3 separate regions of the Homo sapiens genome follow, and all the other regions are linked to region 3. A link is a contact called in ENCODE Hi-C data. All regions are on one chromosome and are shown on one strand. The core of a region is the stretch at or near the end of the contact, and the rest is flanking DNA. Distances in the headings are between cores, read along the strand shown. Region 1 holds the start of ZNF438 (zinc finger protein 438). Region 2 holds the start of ZEB1 (zinc finger E-box binding homeobox 1). Region 3 holds the start of CCDC7 (coiled-coil domain containing 7).

The links. Hi-C counts contacts between places; a loop is a spot of excess contacts on that map. Pooled maps may share reads with other maps.
Region 1: a map of CD4-positive, alpha-beta T cell shows a loop between it and region 3 (10-fold over the local background). The contact joins the promoter of ZNF438 here to the promoter of CCDC7 in region 3. A Hi-C loop is called at or near these places in 3 of 168 maps with a recorded cell type or tissue (B cell, CD4-positive, alpha-beta T cell and naive thymus-derived CD4-positive, alpha-beta T cell), 1 of 37 single-sample maps with no recorded cell type and 8 of 50 pooled maps.
Region 2: a map of B cell shows a loop between it and region 3 (15-fold over the local background). The contact joins the promoter of ZEB1 here to the promoter of CCDC7 in region 3. A Hi-C loop is called at or near these places in 3 of 168 maps with a recorded cell type or tissue (B cell, CD8-positive, alpha-beta T cell and naive thymus-derived CD4-positive, alpha-beta T cell) and 11 of 50 pooled maps.

Annotation. Positions count from the first base shown.
Region 1 is chr10:31,030,516-31,033,425 of GRCh38, reverse strand. It overlaps ZNF438 (zinc finger protein 438), which reads left to right and starts at 1,561. Exons shown (of 7, transcript NM_001143768.2): 1 at 1,561-1,593. It overlaps LOC105376481 (a long non-coding RNA gene), which reads right to left and starts at 918. Exons shown (of 3, transcript XR_001747410.3): 1 at 1-918. RefSeq lists a silencer at 1,340-1,899.
Region 2 is chr10:31,317,603-31,320,491 of GRCh38, reverse strand. ZEB1 (zinc finger E-box binding homeobox 1) reads right to left here and starts at 1,276. Exons shown (of 9, transcript NM_001174096.2): 1 at 1,200-1,276. The coding sequence starts at 1,257. It overlaps ZEB1-AS1 (ZEB1 antisense RNA 1), which reads left to right and starts at 1,397. Exons shown (of 3, transcript NR_148979.1): 1 at 1,397-1,596. RefSeq lists silencers at 702-791, 832-1,281, 2,022-2,081.
Region 3 is chr10:32,444,608-32,447,499 of GRCh38, reverse strand. It overlaps CCDC7 (coiled-coil domain containing 7), which reads right to left and starts at 1,360. Exons shown (of 44, transcript NM_001395015.1): 1 at 1,103-1,360. LOC101929431 (a long non-coding RNA gene) reads left to right here and starts at 1,444. Exons shown (of 3, transcript NR_120660.1): 1 at 1,444-1,887. RefSeq lists a silencer at 1,190-1,419 and an enhancer at 1,490-1,809.

The DNA.
Region 1 (2,910 bases), core at 312-2,811, 1.4 Mb after region 3:
TCAGGTTTTACTTACAACTGGAGCTGCCTTGCAAAATCCCTGCCCTGGCCATCTGCCGTGGTTCCAAATAAGTTTGTAAAAGTGAATCTTGCCATTTTCAATACTTCCTCCTTTGGGTCTATTTATTCCGAAGTCTGTTTTTCTCATTCTTTTAATTTTTTTCCCCCCAAGACGGATTTGTCTGAGACACTTTTTTGCCATAACATTTGTTTTTTCTGCTTACGAGAGTGTAAGAATTCCACAAGCCAAATGTTAATATTTTGTTGTCAGTTCTTTAAGCCTTCATTTTTTCCGTCTATCGAGCCCTTTTTTTTAACCAGAACTCATTGCTTCTGAGAGTATAAAAGAGCAAAGAGGCCGGGCGCGGCGGCTCACACCTGTAATCCCAGCACCTTGAGAGGCCGAGGCGGGCGGATCACGAGGTCAAGAGATGGAGACCATCCTGGCCAACATGGTGAAACCCTGTCTCTACTAAAACATAAAAATTAGCCGGCTGTGGTGGCGCGCGCCTGTAATCCCAGCTACTCAGGAGGCTGAGGCAAGAAAATCGTTTGAACCCGGGAGGCAGGGGGTACTGTGAGTTGAGATCGCGCCACTGCACTCCAGCCTGGGAGACAGAGAAACACTCTGTCTCAAAAAAAAAAAAAAAAAAAAGTGGGGAGCAGAGAGCCGGACTTGGACACGGGAAGGTATCGTGACATGAGTGGGTCGGGGGCTGGAAAGTTTGCCCAGGCGAAGAAGTGAACATGTTTATCCGGATCACCGTTTGTTAAATGAACAGCAACCCATAGGTAGCTTCACCGAGCCGAAACGGGAAAGGCGGCAGGCAAGGGAGAAGCTAAAATCTGCAAGAAACGGGCTGGGCTGGAGGCGGCGCCAGGGCAAGAAGGGCAGGTGGGGGCCCGCGGGAGCCGGGAGCCAGGGGCGGGAGCCGGAAGGGCGGGACCCAGGGGCAAGGCCTAAGTGGGCGTGGGAGGGGCATAGTCAAGAGATGGGCGGGGACTGCTCGGGGTCTGGGCGGAGTCTAGCGGGAGCCGCGTCGAGCCGGGGAGGAGCGAGGGACCCTGGGAGAGCTGTCTTTTCAGGGCTGAGGACCCGCCAGCACCTGATGGAGAGCAAATGGCTGTTTCCACACGTGGAGAACTTTTAACGAACACGTGAGGAAGGCGGGCAATGTCTGTGGAAAAACTACCTCACAACCCAGGCGTCTTACTCCAGCCCCCAGGGCGACAGCTTGTTTACAGTATTTCTGAAGGTCTCCGTCCCCTTTTGTCGGCCCCTCCTCCTCCTCTAACCCCGACTTCAGGCTTTGAGTGAGGCTTTGGTAGAGCAGTCGCCGCCGCAGGCGCCCCGGTCGGCGAAGCCCACAGGCATGCGGGCGCAGAGGCCGTCTGCGCCTGCGCGGGGTGTCTGCTACGGGGAGGTGCGTGGAGCTCGAGGGCGTGGAGCTCGGGGGCGTGTCTCCCGCCGCGGCGCCGGGGCGGGGCGAGGGCGGAGCCTGGGGGCCCAGCGGCCCGCGCCCCGTGGCTTGACCTCCCCGACTGCTGGGCCCGTGACGTCACCCCGCTGTGACGCGCACGCTGTAGGAAAACTGTAAGTTTACGAGGATTCCTGCAGCTCCTAGGGCTTGCGGGGCCCGCTGGCAGCTGGCAGTCCCGGCGGTGGTGGTGGCTCTGGGGGCGTCAGTTCCTTGGGGAGTCGCCGATTGTGGCGAAGGGACAGGTGTCTGCTCAGAGTGGCAGCGCGCCCTGCTGGGCGGTAGGGACCTGGGGTGCGGGAGGCGAGGCCGCGCCCCGTGGGGCCGGGCCAGCACCTTTTCCCCTGGGGCGGGGCGCGTCTCCGAGCCTGGGAGCGAGGCCTTAGAAGGGGCGGAAAGTCCAAATGGAGAGTCCCTTTTTTTCTTCCGTGATAAAGGGACTTAGATTCCTTTTCTTCCCCCTCTCAGCCTTGGAGTTTGACATGTTAAGTAGGGGATGGAAGCTTCCTCTCAGAGAATAGGAATCCTATGTCCTGGCCGTTGGGATCCCACAAGTGACCAAGTCATCGTGGACACATTTATAAGATAACCAGTTGCTGCCTCAGTTTTCTTTTTTGTGTAAAAGGGAGGTACAGCAGCCTCTGGCCTCCCTAATGGTTGTTCCCACAGCACTAGGAACACGTGAGATAACACAAGTGTGTAAATTTGCTAGGAGAAAGCTTATACACAGACACTTGGTTATTCTGAGGAATGTGGTAGCCACTGGCTATTTGACCAGGAATCTTGTAGAAGGGGAACTTTTTCACTGTTTTGCCTCCCCCCGACAACCTTCCCTCCATCTGATTCTATACCACACTGGAGCCTGTTGGGTGATCGAACTGTTGTCACTAAACTTGATAGAATGGGGATCCCAAGAAATAACAGGTATCGTTAGCACGGTACTCTTGGCAATTACAATGCCCCCGTTGTCTGGGTTTTGCAGAGGAAGCTTTCAGTGTGCTGGAACTAGCACATTATAGACAACACAGACTCACTGAGTTTTAAGGATTGCTGTATCGATTTGGAATATCCAATCATCGTATCTGACTGCTTGAATATTTTGGTCAAGGGGTACTACATTATCGATTAGTTATTACTAGACTATAATGCCTCTCAAACTCCGGGACTAGTAGTCTTCAGGAACTTTGAAGGGAAGAATACTGTGCACACTTCAGGGTGTATTTATACAGGAGCTCGAGAGTTCACATTTCTGTAAATTCATTTCAGGAGTGTGATATCTTTTCATCCAGGTAGGAAGAGCCTTTGAATCAGAAAGCAGGGCTTCTAATTTTTGTTCTATTCGTTAACTAGCTTCGTGTCCAAGGACAAGTCACGCAAACTTGGAACTTTGTTTTTCTTATCTAAAATGAGAGCCGATGGTTTATCTGTTTGTT
Region 2 (2,889 bases), core at 27-2,526, 1.1 Mb after region 3:
CCCACCCTCCTTCCACCCGAGACCCAGAGCGCCATCCAAGCCCCATTATCCGGCTTCAGCGCTCCGTGCGTCCGGCCCAGGTAACAACTTCCCCAAAAACCGAAAGAGAAAAGCGCGAGGCGCACGCACACCGGCCCATCCCGGCGCAGAGACCTCGTCTGCCCCGGGAGGGGGATCTGTCTGTGGTGCTTCCCGGTCTCTAAGCCCAGGTAACAACTCCGCAAACACACCCGCCGCCCAGCTCGCCCCCATCCGCGCGGCTCCCGGCGGCGTTAAGTGGGTACCTTTCCTGCCTTGTTCCCCGCGCCGCCCCGCCGCGCCCCGCCAAACGTGGACCCCACTCGCGGGGCTCGCCGCGGAGTCCCCAGGCCGGGGCTCTGGGCCGGGCAGCGGGAGGCGCCAGGGAGGAGGGGCGCTTAGGGACCCGCGCCCCCGCGCCTCTAATCCCCGTTACGCGAGCGCGCCCGGCCCGCGGGTCCCAACTTTACCGCCGCCGGCCGAACCCTGTCCGCCCGCGGCGCGCACAGCCGGCGCCCGCGCACACGCGCGCACAAACCCCACGCAACCCGCGGCCGCCCCGTCCCGCCGCCGCCGCAGCCCGCCTGCCGCGCGCCCACAGCCCGGCCCGAGTCGCGGGGCCCGAGCGACAGCGACGGCGCCGGCCGGGGCCGCGGCGCGCGGAAGCCACTTTGCACGGTCAGCGCCGGGCACAAGTTTGTTCCGCGGCTCCCGGGGGCCTGGGCGCTGAGGGAGAATCGCGCTGAGGGGGCCAGGAGGAGGGGGAGAGGGAGGCGCCGAAGGGCACAAGAGTGGGGAAAAGTGCGGAAAGAAGCAACAGCCGCTCCACCCGGGACCAGAAAAGTGGCCAGTGCGTCCCGGCCGCCCGCCCTGCGCCGGGGATGCGGCGGCGTCGGCGCCGGCTAACGGTCCAGGGAGGCGGCAGGGGCGGCGGGAGCCGCTAGGCGGAGAGAGACCAGGTAAGAGACATAACGGTTCAGGGAGAGCGAGCGGCCGCGGCGCGGCTCCGGCAGCGGCGGCAGCGGAGGGGGGCAGAGAGCACTACTTTCTACTTTCCCACTCCACTTTGCCGTCCCTGCCCCGGCTGCCCCCAGCCCGGCTCGCCCCCCTCACCCCCGGGGGCGCCCCGGCTGCCCAGCTCCCCCTGACTCCGCCGCTCCCCGGTCCCCTCCGCCACTCACCGTTATTGCGCCGCGGGTTCGCCTGCTTTCTGCGCTTACACCTGGGGCCATCCGCCATGATCCTCTCGCTTGTGTCTAAATGCTCGAGTCACCTCCTCCCCCTCCCTCCCCCTTCCCCCCCACCCCTCCGCCTCCACCCCTCCCCCCTCCCCACCGCACCTGGTTTACGACACTCCCGGCTTTACGACATCACCTTCCTTACACCTAGAGGCTCTCGCTCTACGGCCGGAACCTTGTTGCTAGGGACCGGGCGGTTTGCGGCAACCGTGGGCACTGCTGAATTTGAATTGAGGGGCGAGGGAAAAGTTTTCCTCAGGTGTGGTGGGGAGAGGGAGGCGGATGCCGGGAAACCGTAGGGACGCGGTCAGAAAGGCGACGGGCTGTCGGAGTTGGAAAGGTAAAGTTGGAGGCTCGGCGGCGTCCTGCCTCCGCGCTGGCCACACCCGCCGCGGCTGCCCGGGGCAGGGAGGGATCTGGCTGATTCTCCCTGTACCCTGTGCCCTCGGAGCTGCCCCTCCGAGCGCCCAGAGGTCCCCGCCTGCCTGCTTCCTGGAGGCAGGGCTACCATCAGTCCCACGCCTCGCGTGTCCGCCCCCCGCACCCCGGGGCCAAGGAAAGGGATCGCGGTCTGGACTCCCCGGGGAGTTCCCTTGATGAGGGGAAGGGCAGGTTTGGGGACGGCGAGGACACGCGGCGACCGGAGAGAGGCTACCTGACCCGCGCAGCCCGGACTCCCTTCCCTTCCCTTCCAGGGACGCCTGGTTTCCCCCCAAGCGAACCGGGATGGGAAGTGACTTCAATGAGATTGAACTTCAGCTGGATTGAAAGAGAGGCTAGAAGTTCCGCTTGCCAGCAGCCTCCTTAGTAGAGCGGAATGAGTAATACCCACACGGTGCTTGTCTCACTTCCCCATCCGCACCCGGCCCTCACCTGCTGTCACCTCGGCCTCCCACACCCGGTCCGCGCTCCCCGCCCTCTTCCTCGCGTAGAACCGTGGGATCCTAGGTGGCAGGACTCAGAGCTAAGGTATCCACAGGCCATGAATTCCTTCCTAAATGAGCGGTCATCGCCGTGCAGGACCTTAAGGCAAGAAGCATCGGCTGACAGATGTGATCTCTGAACCTGATAGATTGCTGATTTTATCTTATTTTATCCTTGACTTGGTACAAGTTTTGGGATTTCTGAAAAGACCATACAGATAACCACAAATATCAAGAAAGTCGTCTTCAGTATTAAGTAGAATTTAGATTTAGGTTTCCTTCCTGCTTCCCACCTCCTTCGAATAAGGAAACGTCTTTGGGACCAACTTTATGGAATAAATAAGCTGAGCTGTATTTCAAGTAATATAGTTATAAATTAACAATGTAGCAGTTATTGATAGAGAAATTGAGAAAACTGAAACGTGACCGGAGTATTGGAAATAACGTAGTACATCACCTAGCACAATGACACATAGTAGGTGCTCAATAAATTTATGCTTATAATTTTTGTCACTTCTATGGCAGGATTTTTTTATTAGGTTAAAATTATCTTTTAAACACCTTCCGGAATTTTAGAATATTCATTAATAATGTCTTCAAACCTTTCAACTGAAATAAATTTACAGCTGAAGTCTGATGATTTAAAGTTAGAAAGTTTAATCTTGAATATAAATGAACATTTTCTCTCCCACATTTTCTTGGGCATTTTG
Region 3 (2,892 bases), core at 111-2,610:
ATTCTGAATAAATTACATTGCCAAAGAAACTCCATCAAAACCTTCAGGTCCAAGCAAACATCAAAAATTCCATCAAAACCATCAGGACCAGGAAACAGGACGTAAGAAGAGTGGCCAATGAGCCAATAAGTAAAACCAAAAGGTTATATATACATAGAAAGCAAGGAAAAGAAAATATCACCAAGGACCGAGTGATGAACTACGTCAAATGCTGAGTCAAGTAAAATGAAGACTAAGCTGACACTGGATTTGGCAACATGGAGGTAGGTCATTTGTAACCTGAAGAACGGCAACAATTTCAGTAGAATGATCGAGGTAAATATCTGACTTACCGTTCAAAAGAGAGGAAGTAGGAACAATGAATTGAATATAAGCACTGTAGAGAAATTTTACTATAAAAGGGAGTAAAGAAATACAGTATTACTAGAAGAAAACATGGTCAAGAGGAAAGTTCGATGGAAAAAAGAACAAGTGTATATGCTGTTATGGATTGCATTGTGTCCTCTCTCCCCAAAAAAGTGTGAGGGAGGGAGGGAGGGAGGGAGGGAGGGAGGAAGGGAAGAGGGGAAGGAAGGAAGGGAGGGAGGGAGGGAGGCAGGCAGGCAGGCAGGCAGGCAACGCTCACTTGGTGCAAAAAAAAAGAACCTGACAAATGCTCCGATGAAGTTCACATAAATACAAAAATAGTCACACGCAATGAATACTCGTATTAGCAAGCAAATATTTAAGGACTTTACATATTTAATTCATTTATCCCTCCTAACAATGCTAGGAAGTGGATGTCAGCATTACTTCGCCCAAGTGCATCCGTCCCTTTCCGCCACCACGACAAATGTTTTCTGGTTTCATCCTTCAAGGATTAACTTACATTCATTTCAAATCCTTTAATGATAAAGTGTACAAAATAGAGGAGAGCGGCAGGGGTTGGCAGGGGACGTAGGGAAAGGATGATTTGCCTTCGATCCTACATCCTGCATAAAAAGCAGCACAACCGCCACGGAGGCAGCCAGGCAGCGGGAAAACTAAGTGCAAAGCCAGGACTCTCCCGAAACCCTCAGGTCCTGCTAAGGGAGCCGCTCCCGAGGCTCCCCGCCCTGTGTACCTGCTGAGACTGTGGGAAGTCGGGTGACTGGGCGGTTTGGCCTTGCTGGCTCTAAGGTGAAAAACTATTTGCCTGAGGAAGATGACAATTCCGAGCCTGCCAGACTTCCTTCGAGACGGAAGCCTGAAAACTCCTCAGACTCCAGCACCTCCCTTTTACAAACTGACGTTTGTGCTGAAAGAAAAGGCCCGGCCTCTGCGCCCCCGGGCGGCAGCAAAGACCGCCGGGCACCCGCCGCCGGCGCCGGATGGGGCCGTTGAAGCCACGTCCCAGGCGCCCGACGCCACGACGCCTTGGCGCCGCCGGCGTCGCTGACGCTGCGAGCGTGAGCTGCGCGCCGAGAGCGGAAGAGGAGACGCAGTTTGGCGGCTGTGGGGATTTGCCGGAAGGTTAATAATGTCCATGGGCACATCGGCCTCCTCCTTTCTTATTCTCTCCCAAGTGTAATTCCAGGACGCCCCCTGAGCGCAGATTCATCCAGGCATTTGGCCTAGAGGCCCGCGGAGGAGAAATAAAGTACAGGCCTGGTAGGACCTTTGAGAACCTGGGCTTCAGCTACAAAACCAGAGCCCCAGTCCTTCATCTGCTGTCTCCTCAAGCTCTTTTCAGTGTATTGTGGAGTTCATTACCACTCTAAGCTCGCACGGAAGTGTACACCAGCTTCGTGATCTTAAAAGCAAAACAAAATCAAATGGACTAGGAATTAACTTGAAGCAGAGTTGTGACACTTAAGTGGTTTCTTGCCATCAGTTTCCACGCACTGCTTTAAGATGCAATTTTACAAGGTAGAGTTTTTTAGATAATTTGACCTCAAGAAATATATTAATTTTGTCTTTAAGTTGAACGAAGTAAAATGTTTTTAATATTTTAAAATATTAATTGATACAATTTAACTGTTAATAATGCCTGTGTGTAAATGAAAGGAATAGGAAAGATGGAACTAAAACTAAAAACCAGGAGGTTTAAAGGAGACCTTAGATTTGACTTAGTAGATTTCAACTATTTTCTAAAACTCTGAAAATTCATTATATCTAATTATTTCTAATTTTCCAGTAAAATCTGAATGCCTCACAAGAGATTCCTGAAAATTTATCAGCTCCCAAGAGCTGGTGTAGGCTAGCTCCATCACACCACTAGGAGTTACCATTGGGGTTGCCTGGAAAGGGAAAACAACACATCTTCTGGTGTACCAGAAATGTTCTGTCTTCTGCTCTTTCTGGGTGTGTTCAAAAATTCATGAAGGCAGGCTGGGCGTGGTGGCTCGCACCTGTAATCCCAGCACTTTGGGAGCCTGAGGCAGTGCATCACTCGAGGTCAGGAGTTCGAGACTAGCCTGGCCAACATGGTGAAACCCCATCTCTACTAAAAATACAAAAATTAGCCGGGCGTGATGGCGGGTGCCTGTAATCCCAGCTACTTAGGAGGCTGAGGCAGGAGAATCACTTGAACCCAGGAGGTGGAGGTTGCAGTGAGCCGAGATTGTGCCATTGCGCTCCAGCCTGGGCAACAGAGCGAGACTCCATCTAAAAAAGAAAAAAAAAAAAAAACATGAAGGCATATGCTTATTTATGCACTTTTCAGTATGTGTGTTTTATGTCAGTAACAAAGAAAATGTACATATAAATGATCAGATTTATTAAGCTTTCCACCAACAATTTTTTATTTTTTAAAGTTGGCAATAAAATTAAGAAAGTAGTTTAGAAAGAATTGAATTGCTAAATTCCAAATCTCCCAAAACCGTTGTAAATGAAAGGGATAGGAAAGATAGAACTAAAAGTCAGGAGAGATTA